Regions from separate parts of the Homo sapiens genome. Here regions 1, 2 and 3 are each linked to region 4. Evidence: read pairs that join two places in POLR2A ChIA-PET (ENCODE). Cell type or tissue: CD4-positive, alpha-beta T cell. All regions are shown on one strand. Each heading gives the region's core, and the rest is flanking DNA. Links, peaks and the distances in the headings are about the cores only. Region 1 overlaps RTKN2 (rhotekin 2). Region 2 overlaps ARID5B (AT-rich interaction domain 5B). Region 3 has its middle 150 kb from the start of LINC02621. Region 4 has its middle 76 kb from the start of LINC02621.

Region 1 (4,879 bases), core at 324-4,323, 56 kb after region 4:
AGCATTATTCACAATAGCCAAGATATTGAAGAAACTATAAGAATGCAGCATTATTCACAATCGCCAAGGTATGTCCATCAATGGTAAAACAGATAAAGAAAATAAGCTACGTGTGTATACACACACACAACGGACAACCATTCTGCCTTAAAAAAGGAGATCTTGCCATTTGCTACAACACGGATGAACTTGGAGGATATTAAGTTAAATAAGCCAAGCATAGAAATGAAAATATTGTGTGTTCTCAATTATATGTGGAATATTAAAAAAAAAAGAGCTCAAAACCATAGAAATAGAGAAAAAAACAGTGGTTACCATGGGCAAGGACTGGGGGAGAGGAAATGGGGAGATATAGGTCAAAGGACACAAAATAGCAGATATGTAGGATGAATAAGTTTAGAGATATAATGTACTGTAAAAACATGAGGTGAATGTTAATCAAATCATGTTAGAGATTTTTGTTAAATAGATTTTAGCTGCTTTTGTCACAAAAAGTAACTATGTGAGATGATAGATGTTAATCTGTTTGATTATAGTAACATTTTACTATTTATATGTATCCTGTAACATCGTGTTATAAACCTCAAATATACACAATAAAATTTCTTTTTAAAATAAATAAAAGACTGCAGGGGAGCCAAGAGAAGATTGCAAAATCTCCTCAATAAGTGCAAGGTTTATGGGAAAAAAAATAAGAATTTGGAATAAGTTTATGTTAATGTATGTTAATGAGACAGAATCTCTCAGTGTTTATTTAGCATCTAAATGGCCTGAGAGAGTTACCGCAACTTTCACAGATATCAGCTTCAAAACTAGGGCAATCTTAACTCAATTTAACCAATATATACATAGGCATGTTAAAGAAAGCATAAAATACCCTGGTCATTTTGTTGCCAATACTATTTCTCCTTGTCATTCCTTTAATACATTTTTAAGGTATTTATATGTGTAATTTTCTGAAATGACTGTTCTTCCAAAAAAAATCTGCTAAACCTTTAGTTTTCATTTCTTCTTTATAAAGAGTCACTTATAGTGCACTCGTCACTGTGTCCCCTGACCCTCCCCCACTTTTGTACCTAATAACTATAAATAACATTTTACTATCTGGTTATACAGGGGAAAAATGTACTTCAAAGCATGAACTCCTTGAGAATGGGTGCTGTCTGGGTGATCTTTGTGTTCTTAATCTAGTATTGGCCTGGAATGTAGGAGGTATTAGATATATATTTATCAAATAAATACGCAAAATTCTGCAATTTTAGCAAATGTTAAGATTGGCTTTACCCTTTTTCAGACACAACGAACTACCTTTGAACTACCTTTAGCATTAAAGACTGTGGTGGTGTTACTAACAATAAAATATACTTAAGACTGCAAAAGAGGTCCATCAGCAGCAGATGTTACTTGCAGATGGAAGATCCATCAGTTTCAGAGATTTAAAAAATGGAGCACAGACTTTTAAAGATATAAATGGCCAATCTATAGTTTGAAAAAATCCCAGGAATAACTTCCAGCTATTTTTATAGTTTATTATTTGGCAACTTTTAAACATGCAGTATTCCTGGTAATGACTAACAAATGTCAATATTTAGAGAAAAACCAGAGATTCATAAATATTGAATACTTATTAAAAACAATCATCATAACAAAAAGCACATTTTTCAACATGTAGAACATTTGTCAGCAGTTATTTTTAGTACAATTTAAAATATTTACAGAATTCTCAAAAAATTATAAATCATGTGTTGTCTTCCTCAGTAACTTCTATTGTTCTTTCCCTGGAAAAAAAAGTCTGATTTTTGTCTCCATGATCAAAACAAACAATAGCAAAATGATGTGAAGAAAAGGGCCCATCAACTGGTAATTTTGGCAGAAAAAAAAGTTCACTAGCAATAGTTGATAATGGAAATAAATGTATTCAGATAACCAAGAAAAAAGTAATTTTTTTAGCCTCAATTATATAAGCATTTGGGGATATGTTTTGGATCCTAAATAAATTCCTTTGGTTCAATACAGCTTGTAAGAAGGCCTGAATTACTACTTATAACTCAGAACAATGCATTTTATTTTTCCAGGCTATACTATTACTATGAGACACTGGACCAGAAGCTACAAAATATGGTTTACTATAGGTTTTTTTAATGTTATGTGAGTGGCAAAACTAGGCCTCTAAAATCTCACCTGTCTAGCTCCATAGCTGAAAATGGCAAAAACCATGCACATGGATTTTTATATTAATAGTTAGTAGCTATTAACATTTAGATCTAAAGATCGTGTCTTTAAAAGTCTAAAATACAAATCCCACACTGATTTAGGCACATAGAACCTTTGAAGGAGGGCAGGAAAAACTATGTTAGTTAAAAATGATTTCTATGGCTACCCAAGGAGTTCCTTCTTGTTCTGTATTATGACCACAATAAAATGAGCCTGTAAAAGAGCAGGGACAATAAAAACAGCCCTGAGATCACCCATTTTTTTTTATTGCTTTGAAGTACATGAAAGAAGTGCACCATAAGAAAAAGAACACCCCAAAATTTCAAAGTGCTCTTCCTATATAGCATGTACTTCAGGACTATCTTGTAAATAAAGTTGCTATACTATTTTAGTATTTCTGCAACCAAATATCCTACATGAGATAAAAATCCTGTTTTATGCTTAAATTCTCTCTATATCAAATAACATTACAGGATATTCTGTTGTATGCATAGCTTTGTTAATAACTGAACTATATTTATTAACAATTTAAAAATGGGTCATATCTAATAAGTCAAATATTTACTGCTAATAGTAATTACAAGATTTCCATTTTTATTTCACATCAGAAAACTGCAGATAGAGAAATGGACTTCTTCTGAACAAAATGATTTTTAAAATCATATTAAACATTTAAAGATCACTTAAACATTTAAACATAAAATGAATCCAAAGAACCAATAATAAGAACTTTCTTTTAAAAAAGAAGAATTTTAAATTATTTTTATTCTCTGAAGATTAAAAAATACTTACAATATGGTTACATTTTCAAAACATATATCTGTGATTGTTTTATCCACATTCACCACATCAGTATCAAACACATTAGCTCCCATTTTGAATAAACAAAAAATGGCATAGCGTCGTGATCCTGGAGGAAAAATAACAACATATTAAGCAACAATCCATGTAATAAATCATTGTTAAAATCTACTTGAAAATAAATATTAGGTTAAATATTATTAATAGATTCTTTTCATACATTGTATACTGTAACCCTTAAGTCTTACAGTGACTGTTCTCCCAGTATATAGGAATACCTTACTCAACTAGAACACAATTAAACAAGGAAGCAAAAAATAAAGTTAAATATACAGGCCTCTCAGCAGCCTAAAGAAACCACCAAACTCATAAATTTTATTCCTATTAAACTTCTTAAGCTTTAATTAATAGTAAACTTTATATACACACATGCGCGGGCATGCAAGCGTGCACACACACACTACTACTACCGCTGTCATTTTGGTTTCCAAGTCTATTTAAGAAAAAGATGTTTTTTATTAGAAGAGGTTAAGAGTAGGCACATTAACGACAGCAAAATATTTTCCACCAAACTAACAGCAAGGGAGGAAACCACAAGAAAAAAAAAAACAAAACAATAAAATAGACATGAGAACACAAAAAACATAGCTGCTGGGCCTTTTGATTTGGTGATGTTTTAAAAAGTATTAGGTGATTAAAAGGCTAAATCCTCATTATTGAGAAAATGTAGCTCTTCAGAAAAACTTACTCTCTTTAGTAATCAGAAAGCTTTACTTAATTCCCACATGTATTCCTTTGTAAAGTAAATTATATTTCCTAATTGAATAATAAATACTAACCTGATTTTAAATTCTTCATATAAAACTAATTGTGCTTAATATGATTCAGTTTTTAAAGTACAAGGAACAAAGCTATCACAATAGACAAGAAAGATAAAGTATTATCATATCTTTCCTGCTTTGCCTCTAATAGCTAGAAATCATTCGAGGTTAATTTCCATGACCTAAGCAATACACGGATTTGTAAAGACTGTATAAAACCATAAAATATTGAAGGAAAAAAAATCAGATCAAGCTAAAAATCTTTCCCTATTTCATCCTGTTAAATAACCTGAAGTAATGAAATAAGGCAGAAAAATCTTCCAGATTCTGGTCAAATACAAGAAATGTTGGCTTTACCTTTATTCGCTAAACATTTTCTTTTGTTCCATATTTCCCTTCCCCCGTTCCCACTCTGAACCCGGTACTTACTGTCCTAGCACTGGTTCCTATCAACAACTAAAAGTACACTACATATGCACTATATTAATTAGTATCAAGTGACTGCAACATATTTATATTAAAAATCAGAAAACAGTTCAAGATGCTGCTTATTCTTTCAAATGACATCAATTTATTTCAGCAAGGAAGCAGTCTTTTTTCTCAATAATCAGATACACTACATACTAAAGAAAACATTTCAATTACAAATTAAAATCATACATACGTTCTTTATTGCTGAAGTGATCAGAGTCTTTCCACATTAGTGGTATTCGAATATCTATAAAGAAGGGAAAAAGAAATGACAAGTAATAATTTTGGTAAGTTTTATTCTTTACAGTGACCTGAACCTCTGCATTCCATAATAATTCTGACTACTATAGCTAAAATAAAGTGTTATTATTTAACAGCACATTTTCTAGACATTGTTTATAGTTTGTACTTTTAAAAAGTTAATCTGTCAAATTTTTGTGAGGTAAAAATATATTCTTCTTATAAAAATAACTGTTCTAACTCCATATATATCTGTTTCTTCCTTACTGATTAATTATGACATCTTTATCATATATGCCATTCTGAGTAAATGTCTGTTCCTTGGCTATACT
Region 2 (4,748 bases), core at 1-4,000, 100 kb before region 4:
TCTGGATTCAATCAGTTCCAGACATTATTGTAATACCATTTTTCAAGCTCTGTAAATAGATGGATTCTCGTTTTTCCTATTAAGCACTGTTTGCTAAATATTTTGGCCCAAAAGTTCAGTCATTCCATGCAAGCATTAATCAATACAGGAGACATTAGTGGTTACTGGTTCAGATGAGATTTGACATTATTTTTCCTCTGCTTCTGAGGAAGGGAGGGGAATGTTGTGTAATAAAGATGAAGGGTCTTTTCTTCTTTTGTACAAAATGCAAATGATGAGGACATGTGTGATACACACTTCTCTAATGCAAGGCTGCTGGTTTTTGTTGAGAAAGAGAGGCAAGGCCCTGGAGGATTTTAGACTTTGTAAATATAAAATTATCTGCCTTAGTGTTTAAAAAAATAATAAAAGGGAGAAAGAGTTGGCAGGTTGCCAGATTACTTACATTACAGTAATAGATTTGCTGACCCCTGACTTCTGCTGTAGAGAAATGTATTGAATTTTTCATAATATCAGATGAGGCAGATCTAAAAACCTAGTGTACTAAGCACCATTATTTAACTTGAGATTTAGCAAAGCCGAAATCTTTTCAAACCAGCAATTTCATGTATGATGATAATTTAGTGGCTCAGATGCTAACAAATCAAGGTTATAATGCTATTGACTTGTTAATTTTAACTTGGGTTGATTTTAAGTCTTTTTTTTTTTAAGAAAGAAGAATGAGGAGGGGAAAAAATCTTGCTTTTCACAGTGACTGAATTTAATAAGAATCTCCGTGATAGCAAAAGGCCCCCCTACTGTTTCTGCTTTGGGGTGGAAAATGTTATTCTTGTATTATTCCTAGGGAAAAATAAAATCTCATGCTGCTACAAATCTTATGCCTATGGAAAGATGTTATTTTTTAATACATAATGGCTTACCTATTTCAGATCCATTAATCGCATCGTAAATAAGCATTTTGCTAATCTGAAATGTGAAATCTGGATAATAATAAAGGCCCATTTATCTGTCCAGCTTTCAATCCCCAGACTAGATGTAGATCAGGAAGGGGAAAATCTCTGGATTTTCTAATGAATATATTGCTTCTCTTCCCCATTACTTCCACCCACCTAAAAGCCAGCCCCCATTCTTAGAGTTGCAGTCCATTGAAAATATTTCTCCTGTGTAATGAATTCTTGGGGGCTGGAGTGCATGTTTGCTTTTATCTGTACAGTTTAGAAACTGATAAAATCTTTGCTGTGCTACAAATATTTGAGAAATAATCAACCTCAAGGCGCAGGCATGGTGCATTTTACTAAATTCTTTATATAATACAAACCTACTCAGCTTTCTACATAGGGCAATGTTGACCTAATCTAAGGCTAACCTGTTTTTAATGGTACCACATGTACGTTGAACGTTTAAATGTTCAGAAACCTATAATAGCTTTTGTCCTCTTGTACTGTAAAAACTTCTAATAATCATATGATAAGATCATATCCTGTGGGGTAATTGTGTTGTACCATGACAGGATAACTGAAAAAACATTCAGTGAAAATTGCACCAAACGGAAATCACTATATGAAGCAGCGATTGTGTGCCGTGCGAGACCGTGCCCTGTTCTTCAAAGCTTAGCTGGTCATATTTCTACTTGCTTCCTTTTAGCTTCTGCCTTGCTTGTTTTATTTTAGGAGGCTTTTTTCCCCAAGCCACTATAATTATCTTTCAATGATTTAGAAGGGGGGGAAAAAACACTCGGTTGACCTTTACACACACACACACACTCTCTCACACACTCACACACTCTCATATACTCTCTCTGGAAGCCTTGAACAAGTAGGGCTTGTGTTTGGATTCAGTTTTACCTTAGTCATGCCTCTTTCCAGATACAAGAAACATTTAATTCCAGATTTCCTGCTTCTGGCTTTAGGCCTTTGACCAGCAAAGTGAAATGTATTTTTTACTGCTGTCAGCCAGCCAGCTGCTGAGTTGAGTGAAGGGGAGAAAAAAAAAAAAAAATGAAAGAAAAAATGAAAAAAAAAAAAAAGGAACCGAAATGAGAATGGTGCCCTACTTTGTGAACTTGCAAAATTAGAAAAGGAAATTAAAGTCTCCTTAGCACCCATCTAGAGAGCCAGGTTGGCCCAGGGCTCTCAGAACCCAGAGTGAGGGGTCCTTGGGCGTCCATGGGGTGTCTCTCCCACCCAATTCTCTGCTTTCCCTCCTCCTCCTTCCCACACTCAGAGGTAATGCTGTCATTCTTCTCAGTAAAGAGGGTCCCTCGTGGTGTCACCATCTCCATCAGAAAATGAAGCTGGGGGAAGGGTGGTACCAGCAAATTGCTATCATTGGAATACCCAGACTACAGTGTTCCTTGAGTTCCCATGGCAACAAAACAAAAGTAAAACAAACCTATCTGTCCCAACAATAAAATATGTTTCCATTAAAGTCAATTTAAAATATCTTTCCAGTTTAAAATATTCAATGCATTTTGCTCCCAGACAAAAATCCACAACCTGCCAATATTGAAGAGGATAAAGTCCCTGGCAGAACCAGGCAGAAAAAAGGAATTGGGGGGAATGTTGGGGACTTTACAGATGAGACAGAATAAATTCAAGTATGAACAGGATTGCTTTTTTCTCTTTGTGCTTAGTTATGCTTTTTATTATATAAACATTAACTGTAATATTACAGTGGGAAGCAGGTATTTGGCAGCCATATATTATTTTAGTAAGTCTACATAGGGAGGGCAGTTTCCAGTTTTAGCAGCTGTAACATGTTTAAACTCAGTTTGTAATGGGATCTGAAGATAACTATTCCCCATGGGCTCTGTTGATCTTCATGGCTGGCCAACTGCCAGATGTAGGGCTCCAAAGTATTATTCACGCCTCCTTGCTCATACCTTGTCCAAGCATGCTCAGTAAATGAATTTTGTTTCTAATATGCTATAAATTGGGATCTGATTTTCCCATAGTTTTATTGGTATTTTATTAAAGAGCAAAATATTAGGATCACAAATGTCCCCACATCCGTACTGTCAAACCTGAACAATCGTGTATGGTTAAGCAGTTGAGATCCAAATAACATAGATAGAAACCAATTTTAGGATAGCAAACCAATATCCAGACCAAGGAAGTTTTTGCCTGGGAATCTTAGTTTAAAAATAATCAGGATCCCCAATATTTGAACAGACTTATGATGTTTATAAGCCAAGTACATTTTCTTCATTGAGTCAACTTGTCTTATTTAAAACAAATTATGTTTGCTGTATTAAAGTTCATATTTTTAAGGCTGAGTCTTATATTAATCCCACAGTGAGTCATTAATCATACCAAATGCATTATAAAAACTTTAATCACTGAAGTTGAAACTGAGATTGTAATGCAATCCATCCCTTTTAATTACATCAGCTATTTTTCCCTTTCAGATAAAGAGCTACGTCGCAAAGGGAAAACAGATTAAAACTAGAGCTGTTTGATGTTTCTCTTTTTAGAGCAATTTTATGCAGTTTGTTTAAAAAGTTATATAATTTAAATGCTTGAAATTTTCAGGCCTCTGGTTTTTGTGGCTTGCATAGTCTGTCTGCCTTCCTTCTCGCTGGGGCGGTCTTTTACTTAGCACACTAAAACAGAACTCCTAGTGGAGTCCCCTACCCCACTCAGAGCTGTGGGATAAGACTAAACTGTCTCTTGGCCACGCTGTGCTTGCCTCTCATTGACCTTTTTATCTTAGATGTTTCATCTCTATCTTGACATGAATGAAAATAAAATGTTTTCAGATGGGCAGCACTAGGTTCAGATCTCACCTCTAACAAATGGTATGACTCAGGCAAATTGTTTAACCTTTATAGGCCTCAATTGCCTCATATGTTAAAAAAGAGAATAATAATAATACTCCATAGGGATATTGTGGAGTTTACATAAAATAATCTTTAAATGTACCTGGCACATGCTAGTACCTACTAGAATATAAGCTTCATGAGCTCAGAGGCTTTGAATGTTTGGTTCATGGCTGTGTCTCAGTGCCTAGAACACTGCCTATAGTATGTGCTCAATAAATAGTTGTTGATGGACTGGTAAAGCAGCTAGCATTATTGTTGCAGTTTTGTTAGCACTTAGCCAGGTGCCATGGGGAGTGATGGTGATATTGTTAATGTTGGATGCTTCCATTGGTATCTTGGTCTATAGACCCACAAAACCAAAAAGAGGTCTTGCTGAGAAGTATTAAGTTACCAGGTACTGATTTTGACCAAGGAAGCAGAACACTAAAGTGTAGAGTAAGTTTATAGAAGTATAGCACTGTCACTGGAGATGAAGTCATTTAATAATTTGCTTATATTGAGAAAAGAAAGTAAACCCCCATAGCATTGATGCTACTGGAATTACTCAACTGACCGATCATCTCTTCTGTTAACCTTTTAGATTAATCCTACCATATGAAAGATTTATTAAAGGAGAAGAAGATAAGCCCCTGCCTCCAATCAAACCTCGGAAACAGGAGAACAGTTCACAGGAAAATGAGAACAAAACAAAAGTATCTGGAACCAAACGCATCAAACATGAAATACCTAAAAGCAAGAAAGAAAAAGAAAATGCCCCAAAGCCCCAGGATGCAGCAGAGGTGAGTTGCTTTGCTCCATAGAAATACCTCTGGAAGACATGTGCTGCCTCGAGGTCCTTCTGGAGCCCTGAATCCACAGCTGTGTCCCTGCACAGTTGGATGGCTTGATGAAGAAACCAAGAAATCTAAGCTTCACAGTTCCCCACATA
Region 3 (4,879 bases), core at 522-4,521, 76 kb before region 4:
GTCAGTTTGTTGGAAAGCTCAAGATGCAGGTGCCGGCAGATTCAGTGTTTGGTGAGTGTCTGCTTACTGGTTTGCAGATGCCCATCTTTTCCTTGTATCCTCACATGACAAATAAGACAGCTCATCTCTTTAGTCTCTCCTTGTAAGGCACTCATCCCACTCACGAGGGCTCTATCCCTGACCCCATCACCTCCCAAAGGCCCCTCTTCCAAACACCATTATATTGGGAATTAGATTTCAACGTAGGAATTTTGGGGGAATACAGACATTCAGCCCATAATAATAATATAAGGTCATTAAGAAGCTAATTCATCTTTTAAGTTAAAGATGAAGAGTTTAAATCTCTAGCCATTCACAAAGGCATGGAAACCCTGCTGTGTTTGTTAATCTACTCCACCATTAAAAAAAATTCATTTTAGATTTAAAATAATACAAACATAGTATGTAATAGAAGGCAAAATTCTTCTGAGTTTTAAGGTAAAACCAAAGACATAAAAAAATGTCAGGTTTGCAGCAGGCTGTTTTAGGCTATAATCCAACAAATACCCCTTGGTCATCTATACGTGCCAGGCGGTCTGGGAGCTCCAGTTACAGCACCAAGGAAGGCTGTGCCTCTCTTTCTCCTGGAGCTGGAAGTCTAGCAAGGAAGGCAGGTATGACAGCAGCACTTCTAAGTATGTTGGGTGTTACAAAAGACGACAGTCAAAGACCTTTAGGGAGGAGAGCAAAGGAAATGGTACCATCAACCAAGGCTCAGGGAAGGTCTCTTGAAGGAAGTGACTATTTTTTTTGAGACAGAGTCTCGCTCTGTCGCCCAGGCTGGAGTGCCGTGGTGTGATCTCGCCTCACTGCAACTTCCGCCTCCCAGGTTCAAGCAATTCCCTGCCGGGATTACAGGCACCCACCACCACGCCAGGCTAATTTTTGTATTTTTAGTAGAGACAGGTTTCACCATCTTGGCCAGGCTGGTCTTGAACTCCTAACCTCGTGAGTGGCCTGCCTCGGCCTCCCAAAGTGCTGGGATTACAGGCATGAGCCATCGCGCCTGGCTGAAGGAAGTAACCTTTAAGTGAAGGTCTGAGAAGTGATGAATAGAGAAATAAGATACATGAAATCTCACAAACAAGAAGGAGCACCGGGTGTTGTAGGAACTGAGAGAGAGGAAAGGCAGTGGTTGAGGTGGGGAAGCAGGACTTGTAGGGGAAGTACCCAAGTAGGAATGTACAGGCTCATTTACAACTGGAGCACAACCTCGCATAACACAGGCCTAGTCAAATATTAATCAATAAATGATCTGACAAATATTACACCTTATGGGATAATTTACATTCTGAAAGAGGATACCAGGCCCAGAAAACCTGGGAGAACCAACTGGAAAACAATAAAAAACAAGAAGAGAATTCAGAGAAGAGATGAGTTGCTAAGTAACTATTTAAAACCAGTAGGCTTTCCTAAACCGTAACTTGTTAGAGGTTATGGTAAAAGAAAAGATCTCATTTAAAATACAGCAACTGAAAAGAATCCTAAAGATCAATATAACAAGTAATTTGCAGGACTTTTATTAAAAACTCTTTGATAACCTATTGGCAGACCTAAAAATGACTTAACAAATGGAAAGACACACTATGGTCTTTGATAGAAAAATATCATTTCCTCCTAAGTTAATTTGTACATTTAATGAAATCCCAACTGAAATAGCAATTTTTAACTTAACAAAATAATATTAATGTTTGTTTGTAAAACTAATTATGAAGATGAGTCAGAAAAAGTGTTGAAAATGAAAAACAGTAAGAACTAGATGACTGATACTAAAACTATTTTAAAGCTCTAATAATTAAAATGGTTTGGCATTAGGGAAAAATAGATCAATGAATAAGAATGAAGAGTTCATAAATGAAACCAAAATCATACGGGAACTAAGATATGAAATGGCAACACTTTAAAACAGTGAGGAAAAGGCAATTAATCAGTAAACAGTGCTAGATCAATTGACTGGAGAAAAAAAATAAAGCTGGATCCTTACTTCAGTTATTTTAGTAACATCAATTCCAGATGGATCAAAAATTTAAATGTAGGGCCGGGAGCAGTGGCTCATGCCTGTAATCCCAACACTTTGGGAGGCCGAGGCGGGCAGATCACAAGGTCAGGAGATCGAGATCATCCTGCTAACACGGTGAAATCCCGTCTCTACCAAAAATACAAAAAAATTAGCCGGGCATGGTGGCAGGTGCCTGTTAGTCCCAGCTACTCAGGAGGCTGAGGCAGGAGAATTGCTTGAACTCCGGAGGCAGAGGTTGCAGTGAGCCGATATTGCACCACTGCCCTCCAGCCTGGGTGACAGAGCGAGACTCCGTCTCAAAAAAAAAAAAAATTAAATATAGAAAATGAGCTATAATGGTTCTAGGAAAATAAATGACTGTGTTTAAGCTCCTGGAATAGGAAAGGCCTTTCTAGGAAGGATTCAAAACCCAGAGACCATAAAGTTAAATTTGACTATATAAAAATTGTGATTTTTTTTTGGAGGGGTGGGTAAAAATATACCCTCAACTAAGAGAAGAAACGAGTGACAAGTTGGGAAAATATTTATAATGGATGTGACAGGAAAAGAGCTAATTGCTTTCATTTTCAAAAAGCTTTTGTAAATAAAATAGAAAACGAACAATCCAATAGGAAAAAAAAATTGACAAAGCTTATCAGTAGTTAATTACCAAAAAGTGAAAATAAGACATAGTAAGTATGAAAATATGCTCAATATTATTTGTAAGTAAAATAATGAAAATTAAACAGCAGCAACAGATTGTTTCTTAACTCATGTTATGAGAACCTACAGTGATGAGTCCTGTTCTGAGAAGGCTATTGACAGGCAAGCACTGTCAGACACTGATGTGGGGCAGGGGTGGTGGACTGGTTCATTTCTGGAAGGAAGCTTGACAAAGTCCATCTACTTTTAAAGGTACATATTATTTTACTCAGTAATATTTGCTTGCTAAGAATTTACCTATATAATTATCCCTGCACATGTTGGTCAAGAGATATGTACAGGTGTGTTCCCTGTGGCATTGTTTGTAACAGCAACAAGGAAAAGTAACCCATCAGTAAGGGATAGTTACATAGCCTATGGGGCTCCTCCTATCTGATAGATTATTATCAGCTGTGAAAAAGAATGAAGTAGCTTTCTGTATATCAGAGACAGGGAAAAAAGAGGTAGAGGACTGTGTGTACTGAATCATTCTTTTTATGTCAATTTTATAGGAATAGATGGACAGACAGACATGCACACTGGTCTAGAAATAAACACATTTTCTAAAAGCAATAAAAAATATTTTACAAGTGGCTACTTTTGGGCAGAGACAAAGAGCTGATGCATGAAGACTTTTATGTTTCATTTCATACTTTACTATTGGAAGTTTTAAAAATACATAGGTGAATTACTTTCATTCGTTAAAATATGGACATGGATTACCTGAGTAGTGAGATGATGAACTTTTTTTCTTCTTATTATTATTATTAATAGTATTATTATTATTATTATTATTATTACTATTTTGAGACAGGGTCCCACTGGAGTGCGGTGGCACAATCTCAGCTCACTGCAACCTCCACCTCCTGGGTTCAAGAGATTGTCCTGCCTCAGCCTCCCGAGTAGCTGGGATTACAGGTGTGTGCCACCACACCTAGCTAATTTTTATATTTTTAGAAGAGACGGGGGTTTCACCATGTTGGCCAGGCTGGTCTGGTCTCAAACTCCTGACCTCAAGTAATCCACCCGCCTTGGCCTCCCAAAGTGTTGGGATTAGAGCCGTGAGCCACCATACCCAGCCATTATTTTTTATTTTTATTTAATTAATTTATTTTGAGACAGGGTCTCACTCTGTCACCCAGGCTGGAGTGCAGTGGCACGATCATGGCTCACTGCAGCCTCAACTTCCCAGGCTCAAGGGATCTTCCCACCTCAGCCTCCAGCTGAGAACTACAGGTGCATACCACCACGCCTGGCTAATTTTTTGTATTTTTTTTTTAGAGCGGGGGTTTCACCATGTTGCCCAGTCTGGTCTCAAATTTCTGAGCTCAAGTGATTCACCTGCCTCAGCATCCCAAAGTGTTGGGATTACAGGCGTGAGCCACTGCACCCAGACTTTTTCTTCTTTAAATGTCTATAGTTTATAAAAAATAAAAGTAAAAAATAAAAATAAAAAATAAAATAAAATAAAAAGTGGGAGAGCCAGGCGTGGTTGCGCATACCTGTAGTTCCAGCTACAGAGGAGGCTAAGGCTTGTGGCCAGGAGTTTAAGACTGTAGTACATGCCTGTGAATAGCCACTGCACTCCAGCCTGGGCAACATAGCAAGATCCTGCCTCTAGAGAAAAAAAAAGTGTGGAAGAGGCAGCAATAAAGAAAAAGATACCAGATAATGTTTTGACCAAAAAGATTTAAGTTCAAATGGTGGCCTGTCCAACACTGCTAGGGTCCCAGGAAGAGCTATTTCTAGAGCAGGAGACTTTCCATCAGCTCACAGATCCCCCCACTTGCCACCCATAATAATGGTTCCCCCATATGTAGCCATCAGAGAGCTTGGCTTCAGCATCAAGAGAGTTAAAATGAATGAAAGGAAATCAGGCTTAAAAGAGAATGTCATTATGATTTGTGCAAGCATTTCCTCTCTATAGATAAAGTGGAGTGAGATGGCAAAAACAGATACAGGCTCACCTCATGCTTTTCCTCCCCTCTGCTTAGTTGGGCAGACTGAGATGGCTTATATCCCTCCTACCTTCTTATGAACCCTGCATGTCCCAGGGGCCTAACCATGCAGCAGCCTTCAGCTGCATGACTCCAGGACCTGCAGGACCCCAGGAATGTGTCCTATGATCCTGGCTGAGTT
Region 4 (4,831 bases), core at 832-4,831:
TTAATGTCTCAAAAAGAAAAGGTTTGAAGACAATGTCTGTGAAACTGGTTTTCCTGAGATATATTGCCAAATGTTCTCTGCATCCTGGCCAGCCTGGGAAGCTGGCCCTGCAAGGCAGCATGCCCATGGCCACTAATTTCTCTTATTACTGCCATAGTTAGGTTCCATATCCTATTTTTTCATGGCACTGGAAAGAAACATGGATCCACTAGTAATGTTCTCTTCATTATGTTCTCTCTCTCTTTCATTCATATATTCATTCATTCAACAGATGTTTACCAAGCACCTACCTCGTTCTGAGCACTACAGCAGGCACCAGGGATGCAGCAGGCAAAAAAATAAAACAAAAACGATAAAAAATCTTTATCCTCGTGGAGCTTGCATTATAGTATAGGAATATTTCAAGAATCTATTGCTGCTTAACGAACTATTCCAAAACATAGTGTCCTCAAACAACAACCTTTATTTCATCACAATTCTATGAGTCAGGAATTCAGGGCTCAGCTTGGCAGTTCTTCTGTTCCATCTAGTATTGACTGGATCTCTTCCTTGACTCCCTTCAGCTGATGGGTGATGTTGGCACAGACGGTTCCAGAAGGCTTTAGTCACATGTCCAGAGCTTTGGTACATGGCCTCTTCTTCACCTGGCTAGTTTGGGCCCCCTTACAGCATGGTGGTCTCAGGGCATTTGTTCTTCTAATATGGCTGTGAACTTCCAAGAGGAGGCACCCCAAGGATGGAAGGCAGAAGCCCAGATTCAAGTGAGGGCAAAATAGGCTCCATTTCTTGATGGAGAATGACAATGTCACATTAGAAAACAACATGTGGGATGAAAGTTAATGTTGTAGTCATCTTTAGAAACATAATCTACCTTAGAGAGACAGACAACTAAAAAGACAAATGAGTAAAAATGAATTTTAAGGAGAAAACAAAAGCAGGAAAGGGAATACAGAGTGAGTTTGGGGATGGAGTTGCAATTTTAAGAGGGGCTAGAGAAGGACTGATTGAGAAAGTTACATTTAAATTAAGACTTGAGGCCGGGCGTGGTGGCTCACGCCTGTAATCCCAGCACTTTGGGAGGCTGAGGAGGGCGGATCACGAGGTCAGGAGATCGAGACCATCCTGGCTAACACGGTGAAACCCCGTCTCTACTAAAAATACAAAAAATCAGCCGGGCACGGTGGTGGGCGCCTGTAATCCCAGCTACTTGGGAGGCTGAGGCAAAAGAATGGCGAGAACCTGGGAGGCGGAGCTTGCAGTGAGTGGGGATACCGCCACAGCAGTCTGGCCTGGGCGAAAGAGTGAGACTTCGTCTCAAAAAAAAAAAAAAAAAAAAAAAAAAAGACTTGAATGAAGTGATGATAGTTGGTGTAAGAGCATTCCAGGAAGAGGAAACAGCAAGTGCAAGGCCCTGAGGCAAGAGCATGCCAGGCATGTTCAGGACAGCGCAAAAGCCAGTATATGTGGAACAAAGAGAGTGAAGTTTCTCTAGAGTAGCAGGAGATTAAGTCATATAGGTAATGGGGTCAGCAGACTGTGGACAGTCTTTTACTTCAGCTTTTACTCTGAATTAACTGGGGAGCATTTGAATGTTTTTTGCGCATGGAAGGTATACGACCTGACTTGTGTTTTCACAGGATCCTTCTGTCTGCTATCCTGAGTATAGACAGTAGAAAGCTATGTAGTAGTAGGGAGACCAGTTAGAAGGCTATTGTAATAATTCAGGCAACAGATGCTAGTGGCTTGAGTTAGGGTGGAAGCAATGGAGATGGTGATAAGTGGTTGGATTCTGGAGATATTTTTAACATATACTCAATAAGATTTGCTGGTGAATTAGATAGATGGTGTTTTGGATAGAGAGGAACCAAAGATGACTTAAAGGTTTTGACCTGAGCAACTGGAAGGATCGAGTTGGTGTTTACTAGATGAATAAAACTGTGAGAAGGTCAGAATTGGAACAGAATAGCAGAAGATCTTTTTAAAGTTTGAAATGACTACTATGCTTCCAAGTGCAGCAATTTAATAGGAGCTGCAACACACAAGTTAAGTCCTCACTTAACGTCATCAGTAGGTACTTGGAAACTTCAGCTTTAAGGAAACACACAATGGAACCAAATTACTGCAGGCTAATTGATATAAACAAGAGCTAAGTTCCTATGGCATATTTCTGGTCACAAAAACATCACCAAACTTCTAAAGAGTAAAACACTTCTAATATTAAACACTGAAATAAATGCGAACTATATATACTTTTAAGAAAGATTAATAAAAACAAGATAATTATTACCCAATTATTCCAGATGAGGGTTGAGGGTGGCCAGAGTCCACCCCAGCAGCTCAGGGTGCAAAGCGGAAGCCACCCTGGCCAGGACGCCATACCCTAGCAGGGGGCACCTCACACACACACCCACACAGGCTGGGACAATGTAGACACACCAATTCACCTGACATGCACATCTTTGGGATGTGGGAGGAAACCAGAATACCCAGAGAAAACCCACACAGACATGGGGAGAACATGGGAACTCCACACAGACAGGGGCCCCGGGCAGAAATCAATTTTTTTCCAATCAACAGTATAATGAAATGACACTGAATGGAATGATGTTATTTGAGGACCAACTGTCATTGCGTGTATGTATACATGTACACATTTTTATTTTACTTTTTATTAAGTCTTTATTATGTTATTATTTATTTATTTCAATAGGTTTTTGGGGGACCACATGGTGTTTGGTTACATGAGTAAGTTCTTTAGTGGTGATTTCTGAGATTTTGGTGCACCCATCACCCACATGCACACATTTCTAAATGCATAAAAAATTTTTGGAAATATACATTAAAAATTATTAACAGTGGTTACCTCTGGGTAATAGGAATCTTTGGAAACTGGCACTGGAATGTTAGAGGAGGAAGTAATATATGTTTTTGTTTTTTGATACCTTTCTGTATCATGTATGTACGTATATATGTATTACTATGTTCTATGTTACTTTTATGATTAAAAATTACTTAAAATTCTTGTGGTTGGTGAAATGAACCAAGTCACTGCAAACAGAAGTCTTACTAGGAAAGTCCACATTGGATCAGGGGTTTATAAGGTCCTTTCAAGCTCTGACATTGATTTCTGCAACTGGGTGTTAACTGGTAAGTCTCCCCGTCATTTCCTCCATAGGCTTCTGTGAAATTTGGTGTGTGAACAGCCTCTCTAATTCATCTGCTTCATCTTGAAAACAGTACCAAGAGCTCTCGGTGCTTAAATACCTCACAGGAAATTTGAGGTTGGATGAGATAAGGTGTTCAAATACTTTGAGTTACCACAAACACAGGTGCTCATGTAGGCACAATATTATGAGTCCTGGAATATTAACAGACCTAGTAAAAAGAAGCTGTTTCTGCCTTTTGATCACATAGGCATTTTGATACTCATGAACTCCATTTAGTCTGCGGTGGAATGAGTGTTTCTCCACAAACAGTATTAATTTTAGCATTTTTGTTCATGCCTTCTGTCAAACAAGATTTCTTCAGCCTTTGATTTTTATCAAGATTCACTTTATTCTTCAAAGCATTTAATTCAAGGTTCACTCCATCAGTGGGTGGATTAGTTGAGTAACTGAAATACCAGTGTTGAATGCCATAGTAGTTATAATATTTCTCTTCACAGGAGATATATTTACCAAAGTCATGTACTAATGAACAATGAAGTGACTGTCCAAATAGCAGACACCTGGTAAACACTGAATGGAAAATAAACATGGACAGCTCTACAAAATGTTTACTCAATGACTCTTAAATATTCTTCTAAGGTCACTATTATGTGTCAGGTGCCGTACTGGGTGCTAGGAATACAGGAAGGAGACGCGTTGTCTTTTCCCTCATGAAGCTTACATTCTACTAGAGAAATGTCACATTGTATTTTAAATTTTTCACACTGGTTCTAATGAAGTATTTGAGAAGCTATGTGAAGAGGAATTTGGAAGTTGCTGGCAGTTTCTGGAGATTATGTAGTTGATTACTATTATTCTGAAAAACAAAAAAAATCACCTTTAGTCACCCACAGAGGTAAAGAGAAAACCAGAAAGTCACCACCAATCAGAATCACAAAAGGCAGTCAGTGGAAAAGATTGCAAGTTTCAGGAAAAATGAGTTGTCTTAATATGTAAAAAAGCCTTTCTTAGAACTGGAACTTACAAGAAATGGGCTGAAAATTCTAAAAGCAAACAACCTTAAAGAATAATGTCAAACAGAGGCTGGATATTCATGAATATGATTGGTTGGGAGCATGGCTTCCGCCTACAGAAAGAGGTTGAAGTAGATTACCTCTGAGGAGCCTTCCTAGTCTAATTGAATAAGTACTGCAGTTATGAAATTATATTTTCTCTAGAGAACCCTTTCTCAACAACCAAATAACCCAAGTCGCTAATATTCTATTTATATTTTATAATTTCTTAACCAAGATCTCAAATAAGAACTAAGTAAAGAAAAAAACAGGCCTTGTTAGTTACTGAAGAGTAAATAGAAGTATAGTTTTCACTAGACAGTCTTGCCTGAAGCTCAATTAGAAATCTTACCATTCACTGGTAAAACATCTGCCAAAGTTAACAGGTAAACCACTAATTGGTAAGCGGTCACTCCAGGGCCCCTGCCATCATCACCATCCCCAACTCCCAGGAAATCTTGCAAAAAATTTTCCCATTGTTCTGCCTCCCTTTTCTAACTAATTTGCCAGCCAAATTTCTGTTTTCAGTACTAACTTTAGATGACTCTCCTCTCATGACAGCTTGACTTGTCACTCCTTATTTCTATAATCTATCAAAAATAGGACCTCCAC

Evidence for each region. Peaks named below come from ENCODE experiments on the same cell type or tissue, not always from the same donor. Only the 100,000 strongest peaks of a DNase experiment are listed, where the experiment ranks them.
Region 1: POLR2A ChIA-PET joins it to region 4 with 32 read pairs; 7 of 35 experiments call an interaction of 5 or more read pairs at or near these places.
Region 2: POLR2A ChIA-PET joins it to region 4 with 12 read pairs; 5 of 35 experiments call an interaction of 5 or more read pairs at or near these places.
Region 3: POLR2A ChIA-PET joins it to region 4 with 15 read pairs; 9 of 35 experiments call an interaction of 5 or more read pairs at or near these places.

What each region holds. Positions count from the first base shown.
Region 1 is chr10:62,236,642-62,241,520 of GRCh38, forward strand. RTKN2 (rhotekin 2) reads right to left here. Exons shown (of 12, transcript NM_145307.4): 4 at 4,501-4,554; 5 at 3,007-3,124. Among named protein-coding and RNA genes, the nearest start is that of LINC02621, 20 kb to the right of the region's middle. In CD4-positive, alpha-beta T cell, for the core only: no CTCF peak of the experiment used is centred there; no DNase peak of the experiment used is centred there; H3K4me3 peaks cover 625 bases.
Region 2 is chr10:62,081,302-62,086,049 of GRCh38, forward strand. It overlaps ARID5B (AT-rich interaction domain 5B), which reads left to right. Exons shown (of 10, transcript NM_032199.3): 9 at 4,401-4,599. Among named protein-coding and RNA genes, the nearest start is that of LINC02621, 180 kb to the right of the region's middle. RefSeq lists a silencer at 1,398-1,457. In CD4-positive, alpha-beta T cell, for the core only: no CTCF peak of the experiment used is centred there; DNase peaks (open chromatin) are centred at 1,570 and 2,310; H3K4me3 peaks cover 1,005 bases; H3K27ac peaks cover 2,735 bases.
Region 3 is chr10:62,104,267-62,109,145 of GRCh38, forward strand. No RefSeq gene overlaps it. Among named protein-coding and RNA genes, the nearest start is that of LINC02621, 150 kb to the right of the region's middle. In CD4-positive, alpha-beta T cell, for the core only: no CTCF peak of the experiment used is centred there; no DNase peak of the experiment used is centred there.
Region 4 is chr10:62,180,365-62,185,195 of GRCh38, forward strand. It overlaps a transcript of RTKN2 not described here. Among named protein-coding and RNA genes, the nearest start is that of LINC02621, 76 kb to the right of the region's middle. RefSeq lists an enhancer at 121-290. In CD4-positive, alpha-beta T cell, for the core only: no CTCF peak of the experiment used is centred there; a DNase peak (open chromatin) is centred at 3,237; H3K27ac peaks cover 2,478 bases.